Regions from separate parts of the Homo sapiens genome. Here region 1 is linked to region 2. The links are chromatin loops, found by intact Hi-C in ENCODE. Cell type or tissue: Caco-2. All regions are shown on one strand. Each heading gives the region's core, and the rest is flanking DNA. Links, peaks and the distances in the headings are about the cores only. Region 1 overlaps FHIT (fragile histidine triad diadenosine triphosphatase). Region 2 overlaps FHIT (fragile histidine triad diadenosine triphosphatase).

Region 1 (5,391 bases), core at 335-5,334, 100 kb after region 2:
AAAGATCATAATAAAATGGAGAGGCAGCAATATCAATATAACAATGCTAACAGCTATTGTTCTTACAATTTTTGCTTTGTGGGAGGCATTGTGTTCAGCACTTTACATAAGTTATTTAACCCTTTTAACAAATCCGTGAGGTAGGTACATTGATTATCTCCTTTTCATAGAGAAGGATTTGAGGATTGAAGGGGTTAATGAATTGCCAGGGGTCACGTAACAAGCAAATGGCAGAATCTAGATTTAAAACCAGGCAGTTTCATTCCAGAGCTCTCTCTTTTGGCTTATGCTCTTAGGCTAAACCACCTCATAAGATTGTCCTTTGAGTCTGAGACTCCCTGCACCCAGCAATAAACAACTGCAGCAAACATCTAAAATGAGTCAAAATTACCAAAAATTCACCTTATCAAATGTCAGCAACTTTGATACATGTAGTATTCTTTTAATAGCAAAGAGATATGCTCTGATTCTTGCCTGTCTTTACAGTTCACCTCTCTAATCAGATAGAAGGATATTCTATTATTTATTGGAAAGATGGTTACCTGAACATTTCTCTTTTCTTTGATGTGAAGTTGTAAAATGCCACTTTCCACTTAAACTTGTGAGCTTCTCAGGAGCAGGAACAGTATCTTTCTACATGGCAGATAATAGGTGCTCAGTAAAATTTTTGTCTTGATGAATTTCCAGTGATAATGAAGGTATCTATGTAAGTTTTCCTAATAATTAGGGGGCACTATCTGGGTGTATGGCTCATTAATTTAGATCCTGGAATGTACATTCTGAAGGATAAATTAGAGATTCTCAACTGGGAATAATTTTGGCTCTTGAGAGACATATGGCAATGTCTGGAGACTTTTTGGTTGTTATAATTGAGGGAGTATGTGTGCTACTACCATCTTGTAGGTAGAGGCCAGGGATGAACATCCTGCAATGCACAGGACAGCCTCCCCAGTAAAGAATCATCCCACCTCAAATGTCAATAGTGTTGATGAAACAGAAGAGTTCCCTGGCCCCACTCATGGGGCATGCGACAGGGGTGCGGCTCTCTGTTCAACCACCATGAACTCAAACCCCTTGTGGGAGAGGGAGCACACAGATGGCCAGGTGCAGGAGCAAGAGTGAGTGCTTTGGGCTCCAGTCCCATGGTAGTGTCTAGGGGTGGGTGCCTGTGGCCCCAGTGTTACAATGCTCTTTTAGCTCTGCCATTCACAGATAGCTTAAGTGTTAACCAGCTCAGTGCTCCCTCTGCCTTTCTGCAAGGGCAGAGGGCCAGTGTGACAGCTTTCTGTATCCCAAGCTCTTGTCCAGCATCCTAGAAGAATTGGGTCACACACAGGCTTGAAGGATGCATGCAGGGGTTTTATTCAGTGGTGGAGGTGGCTCTCAATGGGATGGATGGGGAGCTGGCTGGGGGATGGAATGGGAAGATGATCTTCCCCTGGAGTTTTGGCTGTTCAGCGGCCAAACTCTTCTCCGACTGCCCCCAGCTGAGTTCCTCTCGGCGTTCAGACATTCCTTCTCCTCTCTCTTTCTCTGTTGTGTCATTTGTCTGCTTTTCTCCTCTTCTCCTTGTCTGCTCCTGGAGCCTGGGGTCCGGGATTTATATGGGTACAGGATAAGGGAGTGTGGCATGCCAAAAGGCAACCGTTTGGGTACAAAAACAGAAATGCCCCACTTAGGGGCCGCAGGTCTCCAGGCTTGAGGTTGGGGCCTTTGCCAGGGAACCTCCCTCTTCTACCCAGTATTTCCTTGTCTTCTGTCTGTATCACTGGGGAGAGAAATTCTGCTTCAGAGGTCTTATTCTCTCATTCATTCATTTCACATGTGTTTATTATCTGCATCCACTTGGTCAGATGAGCAAGACTGCTTGTCCGTGACCACACAGCTAGGTGGTACAGATCGAGAACTTGAACCAATGTCTCAGGGATAGCTCTTCTTCAAATGCATCAAGGTGGCCTCTGACAGCCTATTACTGATTCAAATGCCATCCTTGCGGTCACGGTAAAGCAGGTCCTTCTGAGACAGATAGGACTCTGAGCCTGTGCTTGGTACCTGGAGCTGATGGAAAGGGCAGTGATCTAAGACGGCTTGTTTAGGCTGCAGAAAGTCCCTCGGCTTGGACTCTCTGAGCTCTTGCTCATTCTGCTGAGGCAGGGACCATTTTGGGGCCTCCTGTGTATGCTACATTCCATTGCTGGGCCAGTTACTCTTCACTGAACTGTAATACTATCTCATCCACCTTGTTTTCACAGGGCCCTATAAGCCATATTATGGACTTTGCTGAAAGAATTATCATGTTCGCACAGCTCTGTGTTTGCAGTAGGCTTAGGACTCTTTTCAGATTTGAGCACTGGCGGTCTTTCATGCGATCTGCTTTTCAACACACATCACATGTTCTCCTCCTCCCTTTCCTCTCCCGGTCGGATTCCTTGCTGCCTTCTGATTATGGTCTGCCTCAGTATGCAGAGTCCCACAGCCGAGCTTAACAGGTACTCTACAATTCTCAAGGTGCTAGAGTTGATGGATTTTAATCAGGTGAGTGCAGTTTAATGCAAATGCTCCTTTAGCCGAGGTTCATAAAATGGGCTGCTTAATATTATGGTCCCAAATATTAGTTCAATGCTCATGACTTATGTAAATGGCCTTGCTTTGGGGTTAGGTTAGGGGAAAATCAATAAAAACCAGCTGGAAATGGAGAAAGCAACTGTGTACTTACATTCCATTGTGATGTAACCCTGCTCCCACCCCACAATACCTCGTACTTATCCTTTTTGTTTTTTTGCCAGCTCACTTTTCTCCCCCACATTTAAGGTTTCACAGAGATATGAAAAGCCACCCTGGTTCCTCCATCTATTAAATGGGAAATGCATATGAACAAATAGAAGAATTGCACCATACGATGCAGCTGAAATACAATGTTATCATCCTTCCACTCTGAACATTTCTCAGGATGGTTTATGTCCCAGCAGTTAATGGCTTGCTATTGTTGGTGTACCAACACAATGCTATTAGCAACACAGAATTCTCAGGCTTTCTGTTTAGACTATCTTCATGTAGGCTAGCCAGAATTTAGATATTTGTAAACGGAATTTGAACAGTGGCCTTTCTTCACAATATAAAATTCAGATAAGTGTAACTGGTCATGGCCCAACTCTTGTTTATTAATTAAGGCTTTATAATATGGCACCATTTTTGGAAGCTGCAGTTTATGCAAAGAAGAATACTAATTACATTCTGCATTTTCTGTAATAATGGGGCAGTGTTTTGGACAATGCAGTTTATCCAGACAATGCATCCGGCTCATAATGTAGTTTATTAACAAGGAGGCTCTGAATGTTTCATGGGAGATTGATACAGCTGTGAAAGGGTGGCATAAATAATATTCCTGGCCAGGCTGGGGGCAGTGGCAATATGTTGCATGCTGTTAACCTCAAGAGATCTCCGAATAGCTTTTATGTATGCCTGCTATATATTTGTTGACCATTGCTGGATACAAAGGAAGCTAAGTGATCTGGGAAAATCTATTTGGTAATTTTCTTTTCCCATTCTCTTAGCACTTGCTGAGGCCTTAAAAACAATAGGCCTTTGCATTTGTATGGATTGTTTTTCCTTAGGCTCCAACAAGAACGTCACTTTAATATTGTTATCATCATGGATTTCTTATAATGGTCATTTGTGAGAATCAGAATAGGCTACCATTTTTTTTCTATAAGATATTTTTCTTATTGAAATAATTCACATAGCACAATGTTTATCCGTTTATAATGTGAAACTTGGTGGTTTTAGTATAAATACAAAGTTGAGTAGCCATTACCACTATCTAATTCTAGAACATTTTCATCACTCTGAAAAGAAACCCCTAGCCATTAACAGTCACTGTCCTTCCTCTCCTCCTATGTCCTGGTGACTGCCAATCTACTTGCTATCTCTGTGAATTTACCTATTCTGGACATTTCACATAAATGGAATCATATGATATGTGGTCTTTGTGACTAGCTTTTCTCACATAGCATAATGTTTTCAAGGCTCATCCATGTTGTGAGATGTAACAGAACTTCATTTCTTTTTATTGCCAAATAATGCCCATTGTGTGGATATGACACATTTTGTTTATCCATTCATTAGTAAATGGAAATTTAAGGTTTTTTTTCCCACATTTTGGCTGTTAAGAATAATGTGGTTATGGACTTTTTAATTTGTATGTGTGTGTGTACTTGTATATTTATTTCCTCAGAGGTATATACCTAGGAGTAGACTTGCTGGGTCACACGGTAACTCTATGTTTAACTTTTTAAGGAACTGCCAGATGCTTTTTGAAGCACCATTTTATAATCCCACTTGCCAATATGAGACTTCAAATTTCTCCACAGCCTAGAAAACACTTGTTATTGTCTATCTTTTTGATCATAGCCATTCTAGTGAGTGTGAAGTGGTATCATTGTAGAGCTGATTTGCATTTCCTTCTTGACTAATGATGTTCAACAGTTTTTTCATGTGATTATAGGCCATTTGTATTTCTTCTTTGTGAGCTACCATTTTAATCTCCATTTTAGAAATGAGGAAACAATGGCACTGAGAGGAAACAAGATTTATTAGGGTACCTGCATGAGGTAATAGCCCATCAGTATTGGAATTTAAGTTCTCTCACTTAGCTATGCAAAAGCATAGACATTGAGTACCTAGTAATAAAATAAGCTATAAGTGATTTGCATTTAGTCTTAACTTCTTTATTTACAAATGACAGAAACCTAGCTCTAACTGTGGCTTAATGAAAGTAAGAAGATTTTGGCTTGCCTATCTATAAAGTTAAGAGCTTTTTGCCTCCAGAATGATTGGATGCAGCTTCTCAAAGATGGCATCAGAAATATGTCTCTATCATCTCTTAGTTTTCTTTCCATTGGGTTGGTCTCACGCATAGGCATGGTCTCACTTTGTAGTGGTTAGATGGCCGCTAGACGCTCAAAGTTTTTATCTTACCAGCTCAGAATGCCAGCAAGATTTTTTTTAAATTCTTCCCTTTCACAATAGTTCCTTCAGTAGTTCTCAAATCTTAGCATTGAGTAGTACTGGACTGACTCGAATTAATGATTGGCTCCCTGAATCATTCATCGGTGAAATACATTGATTGGTCATTTGCTCATTCTCAGTGGGGAGTGAAGTTAGCTCCATCTACACCATCTGGAGTCAGAACTGGAGAAGGGGATTCCCCAGAGGAAAGTGAGGATGATGGTACCAGCACAATGAGGAATGCATGCTAGCACAAGTGAAACTCATAGATGTCCATTGTGCTATGCAGTTTTTTCCTTGGGCCTTGATCATTTATCATTTACTGGTTTCCTGTCTGTAAATTTAGAAAAGATACAGGCTCTCTGAAAAGTAATTTCTGGTCTC
Region 2 (5,391 bases), core at 230-5,229:
CAAGCTGAATTCAGAAATAAATCAAGAAAATGAAAAACATTTTCTTTACTTCATATTAAACCTGTATAGACATTTCTAGTTCTTGTCCTGATTTGAAAGGGATTCAGAAAAATTTCAAGTAAGTTTGGAAGATTGTCACAAATATGATTAATTACATATGAAAGGAAAAAGCCAAAGTGTGATTTTTATGAGAAGAAAACCATTAGCTACCTTTGCACTTTCACTTGTGGCATTAAGAAAGAATTGATTTATATAATAGTGAAGCATATTTGGTTAGTCATTGGGGAAAATTATCACATGAAATTAAGTGGCAGAAATTTTTTTTTAAAAAAATAGAAAATGTGTTGAATCACATTCTGGGGAAGTCTTAGGAAACAGGTTTTATCATCGGGCCTTTACAACTGTGGAGGCAGGAAAAAGAATGCTGTGGGTTTATGTGTGTAGGGTTTTTTCCTGCCCTAGAGTCAATGATTTTATGAAATACCTAAGAAAATCTATTCCCCAGGATTGCACAAAATGCCTTCATTCCTCTTGTTGATATACATGATTTATTTCTTGTTTCTGGAACTTACTACTTCTGCTTTTCACCAAAATTTTAATCGGTTACCTAATCAATAAACTTTTCTCCTGTTTGTCTCATTTAACATTTGTCCAAATCAGAATGGGTGAATAAGATTCTACTAAACACTATAGTATGCCTTTGTATTATTTATAAGGTATTTGCTAAGCTCTGTATTTCCTTGGAGAGAGTTAACTTTTTCCAACAAAATTATATTAAATCATAAGTGCTCTTGCCCTATTTTGAAATCAGTGGCATGTCTTTAAGATATATATCCAAGCTCTATTTTTCACTGCTATTTCTCCCTCTTGATTACCAGAAATACATACATGCGTGCTTGCCTTACCCCTAGAGTGTCAGGATTGAGGTAGCCTGTAAATTAACTTTATTTCTTAGAAATATGCAGCAATCATATACTCTACCCAGAGCCCACCTATAGTTACCTGCGTTGGACAAGAAGAGAAGGATGAACACTAGGTCATTCTCTCCTGCTTATCATGGTGTGCTCGTGTCTTTCATTAACACAGAGAAAAAGAAATTCATGATAGGCTTTCCTTCATTTCATTTCAAACAAGTATAGGATTTTTACTATGCTTGCAAGAAATTATATTTGGAGAAGCAGCCTGTGATATCAATAGGTAAGTTTTCTAGTTATCCAGGTGTCCCTGCTGTTAGCCTTTTAAATTTCACTTTGGGAGCAAATGCTCAAAAGTTTCAAAATCCAGCACAAGAACACATAGACTGAAGGAATGTTCTTCTGGTTGCTTTAGAGGGCAAAGTATTTCCAAGACATGCAAGGCTCTTTTGGTTAGGATCATAGAAATGATAATTTTGTCTCTAGGTGGCATTTATAAGAAACTATTTATAGTGGTGGAAGTCTCTCTCTGACTGTGTTTTTATTTAGCATTTTTCTAAAAGATAGATTTGTATCTTGATATTATTGGAACATAATAAGGTACTTATTTCACTTCTCTTTTGTGAGAAAAAAACCTGTCGTATGAGACTTTCCAGCCTCTGGAACCACCTGAATGCCTCGGTCAGCTTCATTTCAGCCCCAAAGTCAGAAAGAATTCTCTGTGGTTCTCCTTTTTAGCTTGTGGTTCCCAGTCCTAACTCACCTTCACATTGCCTGGGGAGTTTTTAAACTCCATTCCTACGTGAATTTTAAACTGTATTCCTTTCTTTCTTACTTTCTGCAGACAGACCTGATGCACAGCCTGCTGTGGAATGCCTCACCACAGGACACTCAGATGCAAATAAATCTTTGGTATATCTATGATAGATTATATCTATCTGATATATCAGAAAGATGCCTGGTAGATTTGACCAGTCTGGAGATAAGAATAGTGGGGAACCCTAAGTACTTAATAGCACCCCTGACAATTTTAAGGGGTACTTCTATAAAGAACCATGTCTTCCCAGCTGGGATGGATAGCACAGTAGTACGGGTGATCCTCTGCTCCTAAACCACAGGACTGTGTGTAAAATCCTTTGGATAGCTTAAGCTAATGATTTCTCCTTTAGATATCTTGCCCACATTAACTTGAATGATCACACCTTAATCTTATGTGGACTTTCATTTTTTAAAGGCCTGTCTCCTTTGCCTAGCAAGGGAAAAAAAAAAAAAAAAAAATATATATATATATATACACTCATATATATATGTATATATATATACACTCATTTAATTTCTCTAGGTTCTTTAATAAGCTTAAGTAACTTTCTTATCTGCTATTTGAATATCAAAGATGTTTTAAATATAAAAAATATCACATATACCTTGCGAAGAAGCCTATGGGTCCTTGGCTGCCTAGTTGATAAAATATCTCAGGTTATGAAAAGTGTTAGCAATGAGTGAATGAAAGAGCATGTTTTAGGGTGTCATTTGGGCTAAGCTAGAAAAGAAGTCACACTCTGAGTTCTTTTTTTTTTTCTGGTGGGAGATCAATACTGTCTAGACATGGTCTCATTAGGAGTTTACATTGACTAAGGCAGACTCGGATAACAGTGGGACTGTTGGTGAGATATTTGTGTTGCTCATTACTACAGAGAACTCCAGATTCACTGGTGTCAATTCTGTGCATTCCAGCATCCTTCTACTCAACTGTAGGGTTATCCGTGAGGGCAGGATATGCCCACCCATGACTTTGTCAAGATTCTGAAGCCTAGAAGTTTTGGGAACTACTCTCTAGGATGTCCTAACATGCTTGATGACAGTTGTGTAGGCCCTCGGAGCGTCCTTGGAGCACTGGAATTCCCTATGGTCTTCCAAACATAAAACCAGAGATGTAGTTCGATTCACATCTAAAGGCCTCAGCCCATCCCTGAGAGCCAGAAACTTTCCTGACATACAGCCTGCCTATTAATTTCTGCAAATAACATCTTCATGTATGGAAATATCAGAAATTTTTTTTTAATATTTAGTAGCCTTCTCAGTTCTAAGACATTTTTGTCCATTTGTATATATTTTTTTAAATTGAGGAACTTTATGATTCCTCACCTAGGACCAGAACTTAAAAGCCCTGCATCCTTTCCCTTAGGCATTCAGACTGCTAGATATGCTGCTCTGCATGGAATTTTAAATCCTTCATTTGCGGTTTCTTGTTGGCATTTTGCAAGGGACTGAAGCAATGTCTGAGCCACTAGAGGCCAGAGGTGGCCCAGCCCAACCAGGTTTCTGACAGTAAAATAAATATCTGTTATTTGTCCAGTGTCTTCACTTTTCAACTTTGGGCAAGATAAGCATAGACATTGAGAAATAATGCTGTTTATACAAAGGATTGCTCATGATAAAAGATCTCTTTCTGGGAATTTAAGTTTTCCGGTACATTAGCATTATTGATTATTTATTCTCTTTCCACATAGTCTACAGATGATTTTAGAATCCCAAGACTATTATTCTCCCTTGTCTAGTGTAATTACCAGAACAGGGAATAATCTAATTAAAAGACAACAAGGATGGGTTCTAATTGTTCTAATAAATTATGTTAACACACAGTGCATGCCGTTACTTTTCAACAGGAATTTATTTAACACATTGACAGCTTGTCCTTTACTGCCACAATCTTAGATTCCATTTCTTCTAAACAAGACAACTTACAATAGGGTAGTTAAATATTCAGAAATCTGTTGGATTGGTAAGAGAATCTAAAGATCTATGTGGTAAATACAGATGAAGAATTGGATTTTGGGTTCTCCAGATAAAATAATGACCCGAAACAGAAGAGGAGAAAATAAAGAGGAATAGAGTCTAAAGTAAAAATCAAAAACAGACTGTTGTAATAAGCTAATAAACTTTTCATTTGCTTTTCTATTATCAAGCAAAATGTACATGATAAGATGATACTAACTCATATAATTGCATTTGCTTAATTTTAGACATTTTACACAAATCTGTTAGACACCACATTGAAAACTGCATATATGAGATGGTGCCTTCAATAAAGTCATGTCATGATATGGGCAAAACTTCATTCATTACTGATAGGCCATATGTTTTTAACAGAAAACGTCAGTCTCCTTGCTTATTTGAACATAATTCAGATATAATTTGTCACATAATTATAAGAGAAAGCCCTCAAGGCAATACAGAAAAAGAAGAATGTGGGGAGAAAATAAAATCTATGTAGAGAATGAAGGAAAGTGTACAATCAATTCTAAATAAACACAGACACTCTTTACCTATTTCAGACAAGCAGATTCCCAGGTTGGCTTGTGTTATTGTCCTTGATATAAAAACCTTTGACATTTAATTAACAAGTTTACAGGTAAGTAGGGATCTTTCTCACAAGGAAAACTGGGGACTTTGTAGGAATAACTTTTCACCTCTGCAGAATTGATTCATTCACATGTCAAGTTCATCGCAGAATATGGGGCTGGCAAACATGCGGACTGTAGTTCATATTCTTAAAGCCCACTTATTTTAGAACAGCAGTCATAGAGAGAAAACAAAAAACAAAAGATACATCATGAAAGATGTGAAAATTAGAAGAAAAATCATCTTTATTAGCAAAGGAATGCCTCCCAATTTCCTCCCTATCTGCATATATCCTGGCCTGCCTGGGTGAGGATTTTTGGCTCCTTCCTCGCTGTCTATTGTATTCTAGTTCACACCTTCATTTCTGATGGGCCACTTTCATGCTTGTTTTTCTGTTTTTAAAAATGTGTCATTTCTTTCAAGGCCTTTAGGCTCTGAAGATATCTTTCCTCTAAAGAGGACTGAGTGCTAGAGAGCTCCTCACGGAGCTGAAGGACCCTCGCCACCGGGTCTAAATAAGATCAAGTCCCCTCTGAGAGGCAGCATGAAGGTGGCATGCAGTTTTAAAAAAAAAATAGTTGGACTGTAAAGGAAATAAAGACGTAGTTAAATAAGCCCTTATGTTATCACATAGACACTTTTTATTCTTCTGTTTATTTTTTTCTGTGTTTTTCTGAAACTACTTTTCACCAGAAGTGCGATAGCAGTTATGTAAATGCAGAAATCTATTCCATTTCATGTCTAGAGCCAACTCTAGATGCTTCTAAGGGGGTGGGGTGAGCTATGTGGCTGGGCAGAGGGTCAGCATAATAAACGGGAGAGGGAGAGGGACAACAAATGAGCTGCAGTCCCTAGAGGTCTTTGGGGACTGGGCATTTCTGGGGCATCGAATGTGAACTTGACATACTGTATGTAAATCTGATTTTTTTTTCTCAGCCACTGTCATTGGAAAATTTTCATTTAGTAAATAATGCAAAATATACATTAAGAAATGTTAATGTTTTGACAGACACTGACAAATGCCAGGGAATCAGAAGCAACAGGAAAGCTGAAGCACTTCACTGAATGTGCTGCC

What was found. A loop is a pair of places that touch in the nucleus more often than their neighbours do. Peaks named below come from ENCODE experiments on the same cell type or tissue, not always from the same donor. Only the 100,000 strongest peaks of a DNase experiment are listed, where the experiment ranks them.
Region 1: it touches region 2 in a loop (15-fold over the local background); 1 of 110 quality-filtered maps calls a loop at or near these places.

What each region holds. Positions count from the first base shown.
Region 1 is chr3:60,735,139-60,740,529 of GRCh38, reverse strand. The region is part of intron 4 of FHIT (fragile histidine triad diadenosine triphosphatase); the gene reads left to right. Among named protein-coding and RNA genes, the nearest start is that of MIR548BB, 120 kb to the right of the region's middle. In Caco-2, for the core only: no CTCF peak of the experiment used is centred there; a DNase peak (open chromatin) is centred at 2,309.
Region 2 is chr3:60,839,447-60,844,837 of GRCh38, reverse strand. The region is part of intron 3 of FHIT (fragile histidine triad diadenosine triphosphatase); the gene reads left to right. Among named protein-coding and RNA genes, the nearest start is that of MIR548BB, 220 kb to the right of the region's middle. In Caco-2, for the core only: no CTCF peak of the experiment used is centred there; a DNase peak (open chromatin) is centred at 3,207.